Linked DNA regions of Homo sapiens: region 1 is linked to region 2. A link is a contact called in ENCODE Hi-C or POLR2A ChIA-PET data. All regions are on one chromosome and are shown on one strand. The core of a region is the stretch at or near the end of the contact, and the rest is flanking DNA. Distances in the headings are between cores, read along the strand shown. Region 1 holds the start of ELOVL3 (ELOVL fatty acid elongase 3). Region 2 holds the start of ARMH3 (armadillo like helical domain containing 3).

Evidence for each region. A loop is a pair of places that touch in the nucleus more often than their neighbours do. ChIA-PET counts read pairs that join two places held with the same protein, here RNA polymerase II (POLR2A). Pooled maps may share reads with other maps.
Region 1: a loop to region 2 is called in a map of naive thymus-derived CD4-positive, alpha-beta T cell, with 4 times the contacts of the local background. The contact joins the promoter of ELOVL3 here to the promoter of ARMH3 in region 2. A Hi-C loop is called at or near these places in 1 of 168 maps with a recorded cell type or tissue (naive thymus-derived CD4-positive, alpha-beta T cell) and 3 of 50 pooled maps. POLR2A ChIA-PET finds 5 or more read pairs at or near these places in 1 of 52 experiments (GM12878).

What each region holds. Positions count from the first base shown.
Region 1 is chr10:102,224,204-102,228,700 of GRCh38, reverse strand. ELOVL3 (ELOVL fatty acid elongase 3) reads right to left here and starts at 2,402. Exons shown (of 4, transcript NM_152310.3): 1 at 2,052-2,402; 2 at 944-1,075; 3 at 133-284. The coding sequence starts at 2,152. RefSeq lists a silencer at 2,371-2,420.
Region 2 is chr10:102,053,482-102,058,284 of GRCh38, reverse strand. ARMH3 (armadillo like helical domain containing 3) reads left to right here and starts at 2,112. Exons shown (of 26, transcript NM_024541.3): 1 at 2,112-2,200. RefSeq lists a silencer at 2,023-2,412.

The DNA of each region.
Region 1 (4,497 bases), core at 1,153-3,652, 170 kb before region 2:
GAGGGGCTTGGGTGAGAGGTATTATTGGGACCCAAGGGTAGGAAAGAGACCCTCCATGGGATGGGTGAAGGGAGGGCCCTGAGGAAGGATGCAGTTCACAAGGCACCAGAAAGACAAAGCTTTGCCACTCACCGAGTTCTATGACCTTGCTGAGAAGAAAGACCCAGGACCAGAATTTGACTGTGGAATTATCGATGAAGTTGATGAAGCACACGGTTTGCTTTAGGCCCCCGGTAAGTAGCACAGTCCCCATAATGCCCCACATCCTCACTGCCCCCAGGATACTGAAATGGGACAAAGGAAGATGGTGTAAGTGTCATCCCCAGGCACCAATAATCCACCCTTCCCCCGGCTTGGCCAGGTTACTGTGTTCCAAGCTCTACCACCTCCCCACCTGTCCACAGGGGGTGGGTCAAAGCTCCTGAGATCCTGAAGCCAATCTGGTAGATCCAATCAGTAGTCTAGAGGAGACGAGGGCTGGAGAAAGATCAGGGAATGCAGGGGGATGGGACTGAAAGTTGAGTTAAGGAATGGGGTTCTTGGGAGGGGTTAGGAGCCTGGGAGGAGATGTGTAGAGGGATAGGGGAAGACTGAAGGAGTTTGGGGGAGAAAATATGGGGAAGTTATTGGAGGGTCTTGAGAGAGGGTGTTAGGAGGTGACACTATTAGAGGCTGGAGAAATTAGTTGCGAGTACAGACTCTACGAAGGCAAGAGGGACAAAGCAGAGACCACCAGGTAGGGGTCTAAAAGAGAAGGAAAACAGGATAATATAACAGAAGAGGGTGAAGGCTGGGAGGGGAACTAAAGCCGAGAATGAGATGGGGAGAGTGTTACAAGGCAACTTGGGGACAGGATGGAGGTTGATGCAATCGGGAAAGCTTCAAGGGATAGAATGGTGGTCTAAGATCTAGAGAAGAGGCAGGGAGTGGGATGGGGTCTTACCTGAAGATTGCAAGGCAGAAGGACCAGAGGATGAGAGGCCCTTGCAGGTTGAAGCCCTTGCGTTCCTTCATGTAGTTCTGCCCCACAGCGATGAGAACCAGGTAGATCAGGGCTATGGGGAATGAGGTTGCCCTGGCAAGCAGAAGGCAGAGGGATGGGCTCATGGGTGGGTGCTGATTAGAGAAATGCCCACTCATCTCTCCAGGTGAGTGCTCTGGGTTGGAGTCCCAGTTCTGCCACTTACTAGCTATGTGACATTGGAAAAACCAACTTAATTCTCTGAGCCTTGGCTTCCTCATTTGTAGAGCGCGAATACTACATCTCTCCTGGGGGTATTAACGTATACAAAGTATCTAGCACAGGGCAGGAGCTATGTCCAAGGTTTCTGTGATTATTGCTCTCTCAGTGGGGTTAGAGGTGGGTGACGGCTGTCTGGCCCGCGCCTAGAAGCAGCCCAGGGCTGTGGTGTAAGAAGTGTGGCAATAGCTTCTCCCTGGTTGGGGCTCCTAGAAGCATACCAGGGCTGTGGCGTAAGAAGAATGTGGCAATAGCTTCTCCCTGGCTGGGGTATGGCAAATTGGTTGGAGCATAAAGTCAGCCTCCAAAACCTCTGGGGAGCTTTAAGGCAAAGCCAGAGAGCTCTTCCTGGGGAAAGCTTGGAAGAGCTCTCTGACTTCGCCTCCTTCTCCACAGCAGGAACGGTGGAGCACCTGGGGAACGATGGGATAATTGTAAAGGGCAGGCTGTCCCCCGGGCCCTGCACTGTGCACACACGCGCGCACACACAGCCACAAAGGACGGGGAAGTCATCTAGTAAGGCTTCAGATCAACCTCACGCCTCCAAGACCCTTCTCACTACACGCTCTCTTTGACTTCTGTATATTTCCACGTTCTCCCTCATCCTCTTATTTCTGCTTGCTTGCTTTCAGCTCTAATCTCTTTGAGGTGCCACATACTACCTGCACCTCGGACAAAGGTAGTGTGAAGCCAGTACAAGGGAGTCCCATAACTCTGCTCTGTAAGAAAATCATTGTGGGCATTCAATGCCACCCCCTCGCGCCCCGGCCCCGGGGCCCTGGCATGGCCTTTCCCTCTCCCAAAGTCTCACCAATACTCCTCGAAAAAGGGCCTCATGTCCTTGGACAGCTCGAAGTTATAGGGCTGGAACAGCTGATTTACTTCATGTGAGACATTCATGGCTGTGACCATCTAGTTTTGCAGAAGTCAAGGTCCAAAGCTTGGAGGCGCTGGGTGAAAGGCTGGGGCTCCGAGGATGGCGTGAACCTCGGGGCGAGACGGAACAGAGCCGGGACAGAAGGAACTCCTGGGCAAAGGGAGGAGGGCGTCGAACCTAGGCATGTGCGCGGCGGCGCAGCCAGCTATCCCGGGCGCAGCCACTGCGATATATAACGCGGACTTGCAAAGCTGCCTGCCCGGGCTGGCGCGACCTCTTTCCTGCGCCCCGCCGCTATCCAATCTCGACCAAGATACGCCTCTGCTCCGCCCCTGGGACGCAGTCCGCATTCTGATTGGTCATACTCAAGGGCCCGCCTGCCAGGCGTTTCGCACACCCCGCCCCAAGTCCCGTCGTAGGCCATCGCCCGCCCACTTCCCCAGCCTTTTCTCCCGTAAAACGTCCACCCCATCCTGTGCGGCCTTGCGGGTTCCCTTGGAACTGTCAACCGTGGCCTTTGCCTCGGTTTGCTTTAATCTTGACCTGCTTAGCAGTGAAGAGAGAGGAAAGGTGTCCTTAGGCTTTGGTGCTCCCACCCAGAAATGGAGGCGTCAGTTTCCAGGCTCCCTGAGATCCTGGGAAACCCAGGCCTGTGATGAGCAAATACTAACCTGGGCAACGCAGAGCTTCTGTAGTCCCTTCCACCTCCTAGCTTCGAGTCTGCGGTTGTGAGTGGGTGGAAGGAGATGAATTTTAAGGAGTTTTATTGTTGAGGTTGTTGATGTTGATGTTTGGGTTGTTGAGGCTGTTGTGGTTTCTTTATAGTTTCCTGAATTCCTGAACTGCTCCAGACTGACAGTAATAACCATGGAGAGAGGAAATGGGGTCACCCTCTGGGCTTCTGGAATTATTGTCTTCAGGTTTCCTGGAGGCCTCTTAGGGTTTAGGGAGGGGGAGAGCCAGTGTATCTCCCCAAGGCCTGTTGTTTTCTCTCCCTAACCAAATCTACTTCTTTCTCGCCTGTGTAACCAGCCCCAAAGAAATAAATGTTCTAAAACTTTTAAAAGTTTTACTTGGCTGTCCCTTATTTCTTTCCTAGGTTTTATGAAAGCGAAGGAGAAATACAAGGCTTGAGGGCAGTTTGAGATAAGGTGGAAATTTGCAAAAAGTGCTAAGAAACATAGATATAAAATAATTAAAATCAAGATGTGGGTATAAATGGCTATGTGCAGTAAAGCTCTAGAGCCAGAGGATCCAAGTAGGAACCCCAGCTCTATTTCCTGAACCTCAGCCACTGTCTATGCGAGGGTGTAGTGGAAGTCCTATCAGTGCCATCTAAGTGACTCAAAAGTGCATCTCTTTGTCTCTGTACCTCATCACTTCTCACCTGGTCACGTTACCTGGTTGCACTGCCTCTTTCTCTAATACAGTGCTTCTGCTCTTCACTGCATTGCAATCAGAAAAGAGTTCCTATACCTGGCTGATTACCAGATTCCTGAGCCTCAACTGCAGAGATTCTGGTCCTATAGGTTGTCTCAGACTGTACTTGGAAAACCACTACTTTCTGTTTGCTCATCCAGAAAACAGCTCTGCTTTCCTGCTTAAAAACCTTCAGTGGTTCGGCCGGGCACGGTGGTTCACGCCTGTAATCCCAGCACCTTGGGAGGCCGAGGCGGGCAGATCATGAGGTCAGGAGATCGAGACCATCCTGGCTAACACCGTCAAACCCCGTCTCTACTAAAAAATACAAAAAATTAGCCGGGCGTGGTGGCAGGCGCCTGTAGTCCCAGCTACTCGGGAGGCTGAGGCAGGAGAATGGCGTGAACCTGGGAGGCAGAGCTTGCAGTGAGCAGAGATCGTGCCACTGCACTCCAGCCTGGGTGACAGAGTGAGACTCCGTCTCAAAAAAAAAAAAAAAAAAAAAAACCTTCAGTGGTTCCTGATGGCTCCATATATAGCCTGACAGCTAATCAAAAGGTGATCAATACATGTCTATGGATGAATGAATAAATAAAAGAATGAATATTACAAGAATAATGCCATCTAGGTCTTACAAGACCCAAGTTCAAGTCCCAGCACCCCCATTAATGAGCCATGTGATTTTAGGCAAGTTACCTAGCCTTTGTCACATTCTACTTCAGAAAAAAATGCATATAGTCATACTCGCCTGCTTATGTCACAAGGTTGTGATTAGTATGCAAGCCAGATAATGTAGATAAAATGATATTGTGGACTAGACACATGGAAATGGCAAGGTGAATCATTATGGGAGGTTTACAAGTGCATATGGAGAATATATACTCAGTCCTGGATTTCTCTGTGAAGATATTTAACATTGTCTTTCCCTGTGAGGTTTAATGGTGAGGCTTGGAGGAGGTGT
Region 2 (4,803 bases), core at 863-3,362:
GTAAGGAGTGTGAGTCATCTCCAATGATAGGTAAGGTTACACAAGTCACGTGTCTGCCGGACAGGGGGCCCTTCCCTATTTGGTAGCCGAAGCAGAGAGAGAGGGGACAGCTTACGTCATTATTTCTTCTGTGCATTTCTCAGAAAGATCAAAGACTTTAATACTTTTACTAGTTCTGCTACTGCTATCTAGGTACAGAGCGGAACAGGAAAGTGAACCAGGAGCGTGACCGCTGAAGCACAGCATCTCGGAGAGGTTTAAGCCTCCGGTTGGCTGCGGGTAGGCCTGGCTGATGTCAGGCTTCCAACAAGAGGTGGTGAAGCAGAGTGTTCTCTAACTTCCTCAGGGAAAGGCCCGTCTGCTAAGTAACAGGTGCCTTCCCAGGCACTGGCGCTATGGCTAGTCCAAGGTCTGCTAAGTAACGGGTGCCTTCTTAGGCACTGGCATTACCGCTAGACCAAGGAGTCCTCTAGTGGCCCTGTCTGGGCGTGACAGAGGGCTCACACTCTTGCCTTCTGGTCACTTCTCACCGTGTCCCTTCAGCTCCTAACTCTGTATGGCCTGGTTTTCCTAAATTATAATTGTAAAATATAAGTTATTAATAAAAGTAATGCTACAAACTAATGATTACTAATATTCATATATAATCACATCTATATTCTATTTCTAATATAGCTATTCTTATTTTAATTATTTTCTTTATTATACTGGAACAGCTTGTGTCTTCGGTCTCTTGACTCGGCACCTGGGTGGCTTGCCGCCCACAGAACTCTTCTCCACTTCTTTTTTGTTTTGAGACGGAGTCTCGCTCTGTCGCCCAGGTTGGAGTGCGATGGCGCGATCTTGGCTCACTGCAACCTTCGCCTCCCAGGTTCAAGCGATTCTCCTGCCTCAGCCTCCCGAGTAGCTGGGATTACAGAGGACTGCCAACACGCCCGGCCATTTTTTGTATTTTTAGTAGAGATGGGGTTTCACCATGTTGGCCAGGCTGGTCTCGAACTCCTGACCTCAGGTGATCCACCCGCCTTTGCCTTCCAAAGTGTTGGGATTACAGGTGTGAGCCACCGCGCCTGGCTTATTTTATTTTTTTTACTTGTTTTTTCTTTTTAATAGTATTCTTGCTGTTATAGCACATCTTTTTAAACCTTCCATTTGTGTATAAAAAAACAGAGACTCAGGCTGGGTGCGGTGGCTCACGCCTGTAATCCCAGCATTTTGGGAGGCAGAGGCGGGTGGATCACCTGAGGCCAGGAGCTTGAGACCAGCCTGGCAACATGGTGAAACCTTGTCTCTACTAAAAAATACAAAAATTAGCCGGGCGTGGTGGTACACTCCTGTAATCCCAGCTACTGGGGAGGCTGAGGCAGGAGACTCTCTTGAACCCGGGAGGCAGAGGTTGCAGTGAGCCGAGATCGCACCACTGCACTCCAGCCTGGGCAATAGAGTGAGACACCATCTCGAAAAAAAAAAAAAAAAAGAAAACAAAGACTCAGAGGCAGGGAGTGGTGGCACGTGCCTGTAATCCCAGCTACCAGAGGCAGAGGCAGGAGGACTGCTTGAGCCTAGGAGGTGGAGGCTGCACTGAGCTGTAATTGTGCCACTGCGGCACTCCAGCCTGGGCAAGGGCAAGATCCTGTCTCAAAAAAAAAAAAAAGGAAAAGAAAAGAAAATAGATTTCTGGCCAAGTTAATAGAGCTTTACACGCTACTTTGCACTTATCAGGCACACACGTATTTGTTGAAAGAATGAGTTTGTTTTCAATCTTTCACGTACAAAGTTGTAATACACATTTGGAAAATATATCTTTCCAAACTTCGCCAGTATTTCTAGAGGATACATGTATTCCTAGAAGTAAAATTGCTGAGGTCAAAGAGTCGGCCATGTTTCGGAAAACTGCTATTGCGACCCAGTAGGCCCTCAATAGACAAGTCCACTGCGAATTTATTTCTCGCGATGCCTTTCGGGAGTTGTAGTCTTTGCGATGCTTGCTGGGAATCGTGGTCTGAGCCGGTCTCAGGAAGCGGGCGTGGACTAACCCATTGCGCGCCGGGCTTTAGGACCCGGCGGGGCGCGGGGACACGGGAAGGGTCGGGGAGGTCGGGAGCGCGCCCGTGAGCCCGGAGCAGCGGCAGCGTCGGTGGCGTCGAGAGCGAGCGGGCCCGGGAACGGCGCGGGTGGTAGAGGAGGAGCCGCGGGCTCGGTAAGCGGCGGCGGCCAGGCCCGGCCCGGTCCTCGAACCTGACCAACCCTGCGGGTCCTGCCATACTAGGCCTTGGCCCCGAGGCGGTTCTGGGGGCGGGGCCTGCGCTGGCCGCGGGGACGACGAGGACGCGAGGGGAGAGGGAGGGAGGACGGCTGCTGAAGCTGCGTATGCCGGGGAGGGCTGGGCCTGGGGGCGGCCGAGCCTAGAGAGAAACGGCTTCGCTCTTCCAGCGGCCGGTCCCTCGGACCACACGGTCCCGGTCACGTCCCTCTCCCGCATCCCTGCGGGGCCTTCTGGCTTCCGAGGTGCTGACCTTTGACCCCGCCAGCTGCCCCGAGAGCTTCCTCTCCTGCTGTTCTTGGTCCTGGGGTGCGGGCGTAGGGCAAGGCACCTCTGAGAATCTCAGGGATAGAGGAAAGCGGGTTTGTGCGAAGTCTTCAGGTGTCCCGGAAGGGCTCCAGTCCTGTCCCTCTCCAGGCTCTGACAGGCTTTAACCCACTCTTCACACGGAATCAGTGAAGCTACTGTGTTTTCTTTGGGTTACTCGGCGAGAGCCCAGGAAAGGAACCTGTTCCCAGGAGGGTATAGGGAAGGAAAAAGTAGAGAGAAACCTGGTCCCCTGGAGAAGGAGAAGCTGAGGCGTGCTGCCCCTGGCGAATGGGGAAGCAGAAACTTGGGCCATACCCAAATGTATGTCACTGGATCATCCGACCCTCCGCAGTTCTTCCTCTCCAGAAAGTTTTTTATTTTATTTTATTTATTTATTTATTTATTTATTTATTTTGAGATGGAGTTTCGCTGTTGTCGCCCAGTCTGGAGTGCAGTTGCCCGATCTCGGCTTACCACAACCTCTGCCTCCGGGGTTCAAGCGATTCTCCTGCCTCAGCCTTGCGCTACCACGCCCAGCTAATTTTATATTTTTGATAGAGACGGGATTTCTCCATGTTGGTCAGGCTGGTCTCGAACTCCCAACCTCAGGTGATCCGCCCGCCTCGGCCTCCCAAAGTGCTGTGATTAAAGGCGTGAGCCACCGCGCCCGGCCTTTTTTTTTTTGTTTGTTTGTTTGTTTTGTTTTTTGTTTTTTTGAGACGGAGTTTCGCTCTCGTTGCCCAGGCTGGAGTGCAATGGCGTGATCTCGGCTCACTGCAACCTCCGCCTTCCAGGTTCGAGCGATTCTTCCCCGTCAGCCCCCCAAGCAGCTGGGATTACAGACGTGAGCTACCACGCCCGGCTAATTTTTGTATTTTTAGTAGAGACAGGGTTTCGCCATGTTGGCCAGGCTGGTCTCAAACTTCTGACCTCAGATGATTCACCCACCTCGATCTCCCAAAGTGTTCGGATTACAGGTGTGAGCCACTGCGCCCGGCCAGAAAAAGTTTTGAGCTTAGTGAGAGCTTTTTCTTTGCTATCCTTTAGTTGCTTTGTAAACTAGGGTAAATATGATTTGTGTCCCTGCCCGTAACTTAGCAGGATTGGAATTATTTTGGGTGTACCTTAAGTTGGATTTGTGTGCACAATAGCTTCTGTGTGAAGACTTTCAGGATATCAGATCACAGTCAAGGGAAAGAGGGATCCCTCTTGTTACGACTGTAAAGGGGGAATACCCATTTCAGTGACTAGAGAAGCCTTTAAGGTGTTTTCATTGGACTTTTAGGTATTACAATTTATTGTTCAACTTTTTTTTTTTTTTTTTGAGACGGAGTCTCGCTCTGTCGCCCAGGCTGGAGTGCAGTGGCATGATCTTGGCTCACTGCAACCTCCGTCTCTCGGGTTCCAGCGATTCTTCTGCCTTAGCCTTCTGAGTAGCTGTGACTACAGGCGCGCACCACCATGCCTGGCTAATTTTTGTGTTTTTAGTAATGACGGAGTTTCACCATATTGGCCAGGCTGGTCTCCAACTCCTGACCTCGTGATCCACCCGTCTCAGCCTCCCAAAGTGCTGGGATTACAGGAGTGAGTCACTGCCCCCAGCCGACTTGTTCAACATTTGGATAATTAAAACAAGGTGAAAACCTCAAAGCAGTCATTATGAAATTTGGAATCTCACACTGAGCACAGTTTAGGAATCTGTAACATTTGGGGAAAATGGCCAAAAATTGATCCAGGATATATAAGGGTGAACTGTTTATTCAACACATTTATTGAGCACTTACTATGTAACTTTGGGAGGCGGAGGCCGGCGGATCACAAGGTCAGGAGATCAAGACCATCCTGGCTAACATGGTGAAACCCCGTCTCTACTAAAAATACAAAAAATTAGCCGGGTGTGGTGGCGGGCGCCTGTAGTGCCAGCTACTAGGAGGCTGAGGCAGGAGAATGGCATGAACCCAGGAGGCGGAGCTTGCAGTGAGCCGGGATGGTGCCACTGCACTCCAGCCTGGGCGACAGAGCGAGACTCCCTCTCAAAAAAAAAAAAAAAAATTTATACAGTGTAATGGGAATACTGCCATTGCTTGGGAGAGTCAGGGAAATCTTTGCAGGGGGGAGATACTTGAGTTGGGTGTTGAAGGATGAGTAGGAGATTGCACAAGTAAGAAAAGGCATTTTTACTCGGCCTGGTGGCTTATACCTGTAATCCTAGCACTTTGGGAGGCCTAGGC